Regions from separate parts of the Homo sapiens genome. Here region 2 is linked to region 1. The links are chromatin loops, found by intact Hi-C in ENCODE. Cell type or tissue: HCT116. All regions are shown on one strand. Links, peaks and the distances in the headings refer to the core of each region. The heading gives the core; the rest is flanking DNA.

Region 1 (8,572 bases), core at 2,511-5,010:
TCCTCAAATGGATTACTGAGTAGTCTTTGCACCATTCCCATCAGCCTAATCAGACTGAATGGTCACGCTCAGTGCAAAAAGCTGTTTTGCTGTTAGGATGTTTCAGTGTTTCTTGTCTTTCCTGGAACAGTTCAGTTGTTTAAATTTAGTAATTCAATCCTGACCAGTGTAAACCCACTTAATTATTGCAGCCTAAAGAATTCAGCTACTTCTACTCTTCATAAATGTGCCCAAGTAAATATGTGTTTTTAATATTCAACCCTGGAAAATTAGTAATTCAGATGATAAAAGCTCATGTTTTGGTGTCTTTGTACTCAGATTGTGAACAGGCATATTTCACTGATTTAGACTTAGTATACTTGATGAGAATGCTCAGGTTGAAGAGATAGTTCTGTCAGCAATCCAACATCTATAGCAATGTGGAAAAAGTAATCAACTCATATTTCACGAATTTGATGTATGTTGTGATTTAGAGGGCATGAGATAAAGTTTATATTTGAACTGTGTGGGGTAGGGGGAAGAAGAGGTTGCTTAAGCAAATAGTGGGGTGATTGTGGAACAAGATGTCTCTAAGATGAGAAGTTATTTTCTTGCATCATAGAAGCACTCTTTTTACCCGTGAGTGATTGTGTTAACTATAAATCATTTATATCTGTACATTAAAGCAGATTCCCTCAATTAGGCAAATTTGGTTAGCCAAGCCCAAGTTATTGTTTGTACTTGAAAGTAATAAAGCTGCATTTCCTTAAAAATATATTCTGTAGTTAAGACTTTGTCTTGCTTTCCCCCCAACCACTTCAGACATTTTATCCAACCAATGCAGGGACTTTTCAAAAGTCAGTGTGTTTTTGAAAATAGAACAACCCCTTGAGTGATCTGAGGTGGCTCTGTTTTTTTACTGTTTCTGCATCTTCTAGAAGGTAAACTCAACAATATAACCATTTCTGAAGGTGATCCAAAAAGCAAAACAATAAAGGTAAAACACAAGGAAATAATTTTGGTGAATTTCATGAATAGTTGCAAATGAAGGGATGGGGTGGGTAAAAGTCCCATTTTGCTTCCAGACCTTGGAATAGTCTTCCTCTCTTTTGCCCAAGGATGTGTCTATCCAGCACATCTTTGCATGAGTTCTTTCTTACTAACTTAAACTTACGGGGCTTCTTGTCATTTGAGTACCACGGCCCTGCACCTTTGATCCCCTGACAGCATCATTAAGGGCAGATTGTCATTCCTGTTTTACAGATGAGAAAGCTGTGGCTTGGTAAAGTGATTCATTGCCTAGAGGAGTTATAGTAAGTGGTGAGGCTGAAGCCCTGATTTTCAGCCCCCACACACCTGGATTTTTTCCATGTTTTCATGTTTGTCTGTTCTTTCTGTATTTCAAGTCTCTTCAAATCCCGACTGCTGCCTTCTGCCTTCACCACTTGTGTGCACTGTTCAACCTGTCTTATGCTTTGCTTCCAGGGAGTCTCCCCAACCACTTCTTTGAGCACTTACTTGCTCTTGTTCAATCTTGGTAACTCTCCGTTACCATCAGGGCACATCTGGATTCCTTAACATCATGGAGCCCTAGCTAATTTCTTCGAGCAAACAGTTCTTGCTCCTCTATTTATTTCCACCCTTGCGCTTTGGGTGTTAATCTCCCATCCTCGTGGAAAGTTCTTGATGTTCCTTTCCACCAGTCCTAGGGCCAGGCTTTAATCCCATTGATCTCCCACTATCTTTAAAGCCTCTGCTGACCACCATACCCCACTCCAGCCTCACTGAGCATTTTTGTGTAAGGTTAGTGGTGCAGTTCATTTAGCAATAAATACTGTTGTACCTTTTGCAGTAGACAACTATTAACTTTCATCCTTGATTCTCAGTTTTTTCCAAAATACAAGTGAATACCTGGTTTCCCCAGCAACATTGTAAGATTGAGAGTAGGAATTCATTGAGATTTTAATGAATTCCATGGATTGTCTTAAGAGCTATCTAAACTTGGAAGAAAAATAACTTCCAGAGCATCTAAAATTGAAAATAAAAGATCAGAAGCAAATGAAAGATCAATTCCACACAGCTTTTCCTCTCTTAGACGTCCCTCTTCTGCCATATCCTGTAAACATCTGAAGTGTTCTGAGTACATTTGGAGAGAATATTTAATGATCACACTGTGATTAGACATGAGTAGTCCCTGCCAGTGGGATGTTCCTGTCCTTTGCATTTTAACCACATGTTCTGTGCTCTCTGTGGTAAAGATAATCTAACAGTAATAAAAACTTATGGAGAAAATTACCCAGAGCTCCTTTATCATTACGATTTTTAATACTCTCTTCTAATCCTTATGCACATGTGTATGGATTTATGTACTGCAAATCATTGTTTTGTAATACATTCTCAAAAATGTGCTTTAGGTTTTTACAACTACCATAATATTTTGTAATTTTCCTTCATTACTGTAATTTGCTAAACCATTTCTGTTTTGGTAGATAATTAGGTAGTTTCCAGTTCTGCTTTTTAGAAGATACTACAGAGAACTTCTTTGTGCATATTTCCTTAGAACAAGTTCCAGTAGAAGACTTACTCGCAAAAGCAGTGGAATTTTTTCTTAGTATTTTCTGTTACAGGTACAGAAGAGTGCATACAACACACAGTTTTGTCGAATAGTTATGAAGTGAACACTTGTCTAACCACTGCCCGAGTCAAGAAAGAACATTTCTAAACATGTTTGCCAATTTAATAGATATAAAGGAAGTATCTCAAGGTTGCTTTAACTGACATTTCTTTAACACATGACAACATTTTTATGGGGGAGGGGACTAGAGAGAAAATGACATATTTTTATGTGTGCTTATTTGTATCTCTTGAATTCTGTCTGCATCTTTTACCCATTACACTTTCAAATACTTGTGAAATCATTGGTCGAGATGAATTATGGCTATAAATAAAATTTCACTAATCTAATTATCACTGATTTAGAAATAATAGTTCAACCCAAGACATGCGTTGAAGTGTTCTTTCATTACATAAAAAGGATTTGTGTCAAGTAAACCTATACACAATCTGTTTACATATTACTGGTTTATATGGTACATCACAAATTATGCAAAAAGTAGATCTAGTAAGACCCAGTACCAAAGATTAGAGCTAGTCAACAATACTATTTAAAGGAAAATATGGACAGTCATGAGTCAAAATGTTTTTTCCCCAAATTAACCATAATATATATTGAAGTTTAAAATGAGGAATTCATTTTGGAAAGCAGCCAAGCACAGATTCTAAGAACATAGTAATCCTGTGTTTTATTTTTACTCAATGCAGACTCGAGGGTGTCAGGTGTGCTTTTATATCTCCAGCTTCTAAGTTCAGAGAGGAGATTTTCTATCTGAAACTTTTTATAGGATAGCAAACATTCCTGAGTTTCTTAGTTCAGCAGGTTTAGCCATGTAAGGCAGCTCTTGGGCTAGTTGATCTTTCAGGCTTTAAGGGCACAAGGCTTAAACTCTATTTGACAGAAGAAGAGAAAAACAACACTTAGGAAGTCTGTATATTGGAAGAAATGGAGAGGTGGAAATAATAGACTAAGAGTTATTTTTTTCATTTTCCTTTTCTCCCTCACCCGACTATGTCTTGAGAACAAACCATGTCTCATTCTTCTCTGTGCTCACATCACCTAGAACTACAAAGTAAACTGGAGGAAGGATGGATGGATGGATGGATGGGTGAATGGGCCTTGGGTTGGTCTACATTGATTTTCTGTAATCCAGTGTTCACAAAATGTACTTTCCTTCCAGCATCACCTGGAAACATCAGCATCACCTGGAAGCTTGTTAGGAATGCTAATTATCAGGCCACACCCAGACCTAATGAATCAAACTTTGGGGCTGAAGACCCACAGGTGTTTGTGATGCCCACTAAGGTTGAGAACCCCCGGCTATTATCTAGCCTGTTCTGCCACCTAGTGGAAAATTTGGGAGTTGCAGCTAGTAATGAGAGCCAGATTCCGTTGCTGTAGAAGACGTTTAATTATACCAAGGACTTTCTTGCACTTAAGGTTACTGCACATTCTGAGACTGAGTTTTGTTCTTGTCGCCCAGGCTGGAGTGCAGTGGCGTGACCTCTGCCTCCCAGGTTCAAGCAATTCTGCCTCAGCCTCCTAGGTAGCTGGGATTACAGGCGCACACCACCATGCCCAGCTAATTGTTATTTTTAGTAGAGATGGGGTTTCACCATGTTGGCCAGGGTGGTCTCAAACTCCTGACCTCAGGTGATCCGCCCACCTCAGCCTCACAAAGTGCTGGGATTACAGGAGTGAGCCACCGCACCCAGCCTAAATGTGTTCTAATACTGTACTTGCCTTCTACTTTATTTCCAGTTATCATAGGGCATGTCATGCTAAGACATCAGTAGGCAGCAGAAGGAACTGTCAACAGAGTAAATAGACAATCTACAGAATGGGAGAAAATATTTGCAAACTATGTATCTGACAAAGGTCTAATATTCAGCATCTGTAAGGATCCTAAGCAAGTCTACAAGAAAAAAAAACCATTAAAAAGTGGGCAAAGGACATGAACACTTTTCAAAAGAAGACATGTGTGTGTCCAAAGAAAGCATATTTAAAAAAGCTCAATAACTGATCATTAGAGAAATGCAAATCAAAACCACAGTGAGATACCATCTCACACCAGTCAGAATAGCTATTAAAAAGTCAAAAAATAACATGGCCAGGTGCAGTGACTCAGGCCTGTAATCTCAGGACTCTAGGAGTCTGAGGCTGGTGGATTGCTTGAGCCCAGGAGTTTGACACCAGCCTGGGTAAGAGGGTGAAACCCCATCTCTACAGAAAATACAAAAATTAGCCAGACGTGGTGGCATGCGCCCATAGTCCCAGCCATTTGGGAGGCTAAGGTGGGAGAATTGCTTGAGCCAAGAAGGCATATGTTGCAGTGAGCCATGATTATGCTACTGCACTGCAGCCTGGGAGACAGAGCAGGACTCTGTCTCAAAAAAAAAAAAAAAAAAAAAAAAATTTTTTTTTGACCGGGCCTGGTGGCTTACGCCTATAATCCCAACACTTTGGGAGACAGAGGCAGGTGGATCACCTGAGGTCAGGAGTTTGACACCAGCCTGGCTAACATGGTGAAACTCCGTCTCTACTAAAAATACGAAAAAAAAATTAGCTGGGCATGGTAGCAGGTGCCTGTAATCCTCGTTACTTGGGAGGCTGAGTCAGGAGAATAGCTTGAACCTGGGAGGCAGAGGTTACAGTGAGCCGAGATCACGCCACTGCACTCTTGCCTGGGCAACACAGTGAGACTTTGTCGTATCAAAGAAAAAAAAGAATGAACTTTGGAGAGGTAGAGAAAAGGGAACACATATACACTGTTGGTGGGAGTGTAAATTAGTTCAACCATTGTGGAAAGCAGTGTGGTGATTCTTCAAAGAGCTTAAAAACCAGAACTGCCATTCAACCCAGGAATCCCACTACTGGGTATATGCCCAAAGGAATATAAATCGTTCTACCATAAAGATACATGCACGTCTGCTGGGTGTAGTGGCTCATGCCTGTAATCCCAGCATTTTGGGAGGCCGAGGCAGGTGGATCACCTGAGGTCAGGAGTTTAAGACCAGCATGGCCAACATGGTGAAACCCCATCTCTACTAAAAATACAAAAATTAGCCGGGCGTGGTGGCACGCACCTGTAGTCCCAGCTACTCGGGAGGCTGAGGCAGGAGAATCGCTTGAACCCAGGAGGCGGAGGTTGCAGTGAGCGGAGATTAAGCCACTGCACTCCAGCCTGGGCGACAGAGTGAGACTCCATCTCAAAAAAAAAAGAATGAGAAAAATATTTTCTATTTGCTTATTTTTGTATTTTCTAAGTTTCCCACAGTGAGCATGAGTTTTTGTTGTTGTTGTTTTTGTTTTTTGTTTTTTTTTTGAGACGGAGTCTTGCTCTGTCGCCCAGGCTGCAGTGTAGTGGCACGATCTTGGCTCACTGCAAACTCCGTCTCCTGGGTTCACGCCATTCTCCTGCCTTAGCCTCCTGAGTAGCTGGGACTACAGGCACCTGCCACTGCACCCGGCTAATTTTTTGTATTTTTAGTAGAGATGGGGTTTCACCGTGTTAGCTAGGATGGTGTCGATCTCCTGACCTCGTGATCTGCCCACCTCGGCCTCCCAAAGTGCTGGCATTACAGGCTTGAGCCACCGCGCCCGGCCGAGCATGAGTTTTTTTAAGAATAATTAATTTTTTTTTAGTTATATAATACAGCTGCAGGCATCTTTTAGCTCAAACTCCCTCTTTCAGGAAACACGTATGAGGTTTCTACTCTGTATCAGGCATCGTGCTGGAGCCTGGGGATATGTAGATTAATCGTGTATGGTCACTGTTTCTGGGAGCTCAGGTTCCCTAGGATAGTACACACACAAAACCCAAGAGGTGTCATGAAGGAAGCACCAAGAAGGAAGAAGTTCTACTTAAGGGTGATAACCAAGGTTCCATAGAGGAAGTAACTCTCCAAGAGATTTGTAAGCTAGTAGAAGGATTCTAGATACAGACTTTCTATAAACTGATACTCTTTGTTTGCTGGCTCTAGGTTGCTAACCTAGATGCATGGTTGGTGGAACTGTATCACTCATCGGGTCTTTATTAAATATAGGAACACAGAAGACACTGCTAGAACTTGAAGGCAAAAATCATTAAACAACTGAAAACACAAAATGAGCAGGTTGGTGGTGGTGCCAGCCTGGTTTTTAATCTCTTCAAATCCACACAAAGAACAGCAACTAGGCCAGGCGCGGTGGCTCACGCCTGTAATCCCAGCACTTTGGGAGGCCGAGGCGGGCGGATCACGAGGTCAGAAGATCAAGACCATCCTGGCTGACACGGTGAAACTCCGTCTCTACTAAAAATACAAAAAGTTAGCCGGGCATGGTGGTATGCGCCTGTAGTCCCAGCTACTCGGGAGGTTGAGGCAGAAGAATCGCTTGAACCCAGGAGGCGGAGTTTGGGAGGTTGCTGTGAGCTGAGATCATGCCACTGCACTCCAGCCTGGGCGTCTCTGTCTCAAACAAACAAACAAACAAACAAAAAACCCAGCAACTGAATAGCAAAACCAAGGGCCCAGACAGTACTTTCAACAAAGCTAGGTACAAGGTAACTTCATGAGCCCCAGAATACAGTAGTTGAGGCGAAATACCTATTGCCACAAGAACATTTTTGTAGGAGGAAAATGAAGGAAGGAAAAGAGATAGTATATGAGAGGCCTGAGAACAGGAGAATCCAAAATAGGCAACAGGTGATCAATGGAGAGTTGGGCTGCCAATCCTAAAATGTCAGCTGAAGCTGGGAGAGGCTCTCCAACAGTGGATGAGAACAAGGACCTAAGGCAAGAACGCCTGAAAGGGCTGGAGCACTGTAGCCCTTATAAACAGTTGAGGCTGATCGGCTCTCTTTTAGGACAAGGCCCCACACCAGGGAAAACTCCTGGGGCTAAAACTCCTGGGAGCAGGACAGGGACAAGAGAGGAAAGTAAGAGATGGCCCAGACTCAAGAAAGGATAAAGACAGAGGCAGGAAATGCCAGAAAGCAACTTGCAATATGTTTGAATCCATACATAAGAGAAGAGGGACTGCTCTGAGAAGGTTGAAAAGCTTGCCTGAACATACACTCATTCCAAAAAGTCAGGAAAACAAATTTTACATAAAAATAATATAAAAGTATCAAGATCAAATTCTATACACAGTTATTAAGAAAAAAATGCGAAGAAGGAGCAGATTAACATCCTTACAGACAATGAAAACACACCAGGGAGACACCATAAAACAGACCAAGACTAACTTAAAAACAAATACATCAGCCTGGGCATGGTGGTTCACACCTGTAATCCCAGCACTTTGGGAGGCCAAGGCAGGCTGATCACTTGAGCCCAAGAGTTCAAGACCAGCCTGGGCAATATGATGCAACCCCATCTCTACAAAAAAAAAAAAAAAATTAGCTGGGCATGGTGGCATGTGCCTATAGTCCCAGCTACTCAGGAAGCTGAGGTGGAAAGATCACTTGAGCCTGGAAGGTCCAGGCTGCAGTGAGCCATGTTTGAGCACTGACTCCGGGCTGGACAACAGAGTGAGACCCCATCTCAAAAATAATAATAATAACAGATAAACAGATAATGATTTAAGAGATAAAAGACAGTGAAAAAGAAAGATATGTTTAAATAAAAAGGAAATGAAGAGATAAACAAGATTTGAGGGAAATTGACAAATATTGAAAGCAGCAAAGATCAAACATACAGGTAATAGGAGTTCCTAAAGAAGAAAATCAAGTAAGGGAGGAACAGAACAAATGCCAAAAGATATAATTCAAGAAAACATTTCAGAAATTTAAAAATGTTGAAACTACAATTGAAAGTATACCAAGAGAATATACACCCTGAGTGACCAATATTAAAACATTCCATTAAACTTATTAAACTTTAAATAAAAAGCAAATATTATTTGGGCATCCAAATAGTAGATGGGGAAAAATTCCTCTTAATAAAAGTATTCCAACTCTAAATGGGAAAAAGATAGAATATAACCAGTTTGCAACTC
Region 2 (2,500 bases), core at 1-2,500, 230 kb before region 1:
CTTTTAAAGAATAAAGTTGTATAAATTAATTGAAAGTCAAAAGGGATTCAGCGTTCTAAATATTTATTTATTTGATTTTGTCTTAAAGGTTAACAGCTTTTGCTTTAAGAGTACTTGGACAAGTAAATAAATACGTAGAGCAGAACCAAAATTCAATTTGTAATTCTTTATTGTGGCTAGTTGAGAATTATCAATTAGATAATGGATCTTTCAAGGAAAATTCACAGTATCAACCAATAAAATTACAGGTAAGGAAACCAAATGCACAAATTAGCAATAGTTTTATTTAGTTTGAGTTTTATTCTCATCTGATTATGGGAGGATGAAGAAGAAGAAGAAAAAAATGTAATTCTGCAAGAAATTCCTTTGTGAACAAGCAAAATATACAAAGGTCTTTCCCATAATATCTGAAGTGAAGCGATCTTCAGACAGTTCACTAGAGATCAGAGAAGTGATATCTTAGACCTCTCGTTTAACGGGGTGGAGGTAGATGGGCAAGTGAAAGCACTCAAGCGAGATAGACCCAGGGCTTATTGAGAAATGGGAAGCAGGAAGGGAAAGAGTGGGAGATAAGGCTTAAAACACAGAGTAGAGGCCAGGTGCGGTGGCTCACGCCTGTAATTGCAGCACTTTGGGAGGCCAAGGCGGGCGGATCATGAGGTCAGGAGTTCAAAACCAGCCTGGTCAATATGGTGAAACCCCGTCTCTACTAAAAATACAAAAATTAGCCGTGCGTGGTAGTGCACGCCTGTAGTACCAGCTACTCAGAAGGCTGAGGCCGGAGGATGGCTTGAACCCGGGAGGCGGAGGTTGCAGTGAGCCAAGATCAAGCCATTGCACTCCAGCTTGGGTGACAGAGTGAGACTCCATCTCAAACAAACAAACAAAAAACAGAGTAGAATCAGGTCATTTCGCCTTAAAGACACCATTTCACTCCCCTTTTAAAACATTGCTTCTTTTTAGGGTACCTTGCCTGTTGAAGCCCGAGAGAACAGCTTATATCTTACAGCCTTTACTGTGATTGGAATTAGAAAGGCTTTCGATATATGCCCCCTGGTGGTAAGTAAGAGTTTTCTTTCTCTCACACCCATCATCTATTTCTGTACTATATACTGGAGGGGCCACCAATCAGAAGACCTTTTGTTTCAAAAGCTTCTTTTCCTTCTTTCCAATAACTTGAAAATAACTTAAACTCCAGAATTGAAAGATTTCAGAACAATGATAGATATTAGAGACCACCTAGTCCAACCTACTCATCGGCAGTTGAGAAAGCTGAGGACTAAGTAAGGTGAATTCAGTTTCCCAGTGTCACAGGCTAATAAATTGTAGAGCTGGGTCTAAAACTGATAGCTGGGACTGGGATGGAAGAATGATCCAGTGCCCCCAGCTTCTCTGTCTTATCTTTGCTAAATCCTGCTTTATATGTTACTGTTATCCTATAGTGAAAGCATTCTGTATCATGCAAGTACTGAGGATACACAACAGCAAATGTGTATCCTCCAAATCCTTCCAAACAACATTTGCTTGGAAACGGGAGAAAAGTGATGAGCCACCTAAGTAAATCAACATAGAAGATTTCCAAGGTTGAGATGGAAAATCTCAAGTGGATTTGCAAAACTGGAAGCACAAAACAAAACCATTTGTTTTCAGTTTGTTTCAGAAGCTTAACAAGACAAAATAATCAATGAAGACTAGTTCCCAGGCACCTAGTGGCCACATGGGTGAGAGATGCATGTGGAGCTGGGAGAGGAGGCAGGCAGGATGTTAGCAGCATCGCAGCAGGCTTTCTGCTGGCCCACTTGCCCAACACAACCATTTTGGTGGCGTCAGGACTAGTGATCGGGACTATTTACCCAGGCATTCTTAGGATCTAAAAGTACTGTGGCAGTTAGGGTTTCTTTCTGCTACTTATTGTTTTATTTATTTATTTTTTTAAGTGTAACTCCTTTTGAACCTGTGTGCCTGTTGCAACTACGCTGAGAGGGAACAATAAAAGTTGTGTCTATGGGCCGGGTGCAGTGGCTCACGCCTGTAATCCCAGCACTTGGGAGGCCGAGGCGGGCGGATCACAAGGTCAGGAGATTGAGACCATCCTGGCGAACACGGTGAAACCCCGTCTCTACCAAAAATACAAAAAAAAAAAATTAGCCGGGCGTGGTGGCGGGGCGCCTGTAGTCCCAGCTACTCCGGAGGCTGAGGCAGGAGAATGGCGTGAACCTGGGAGGCGGAGCTTGCAGTGAGCCGAGATCGCAGCACTGCACTCCAGCCTGGGCGACAGAGCGAGACTCCGTCTCAAAAAAAAAGAAAAAAAAAGAAATTGTGTCTATGCTCGGTGCCTTTTCTTCCTGGAGGCTAGGTCTGACGGTGTACTCAGAAACTAAAGGCACAAAACCTCTAAAAGGAAAGTGAGAATTCAGAGGCAAAAAGCTTAACCTGATTTGGACAACCTCATTGTCCCTTCCAAGATTATGCTCTGCTCCTTCTCTCGGAGGGATTTGCT

Evidence for each region. A loop is a pair of places that touch in the nucleus more often than their neighbours do. Peaks named below come from ENCODE experiments on the same cell type or tissue, not always from the same donor. Only the 100,000 strongest peaks of a DNase experiment are listed, where the experiment ranks them.
Region 2: it touches region 1 in a loop (5-fold over the local background); 19 of 110 quality-filtered maps call a loop at or near these places.

The regions. Positions count from the first base shown.
Region 1 is chr9:120,751,379-120,759,950 of GRCh38, reverse strand. FBXW2 (F-box and WD repeat domain containing 2) reads left to right here. Exons shown (of 8, transcript NM_012164.4): 8 at 1-2,977. Among named protein-coding and RNA genes, the nearest start is that of FBXW2, 38 kb to the left of the region's middle. In HCT116, for the core only: a CTCF peak has its summit at 3,914 (motif pointing left); a DNase peak (open chromatin) is centred at 3,950.
Region 2 is chr9:120,980,403-120,982,902 of GRCh38, reverse strand. It overlaps C5 (complement C5), which reads left to right. Exons shown (of 41, transcript NM_001735.3): 26 at 89-248; 27 at 964-1,059. Among named protein-coding and RNA genes, the nearest start is that of C5-OT1, 29 kb to the right of the region's middle. In HCT116, for the core only: a CTCF peak has its summit at 1,070 (motif pointing left); a DNase peak (open chromatin) is centred at 1,042.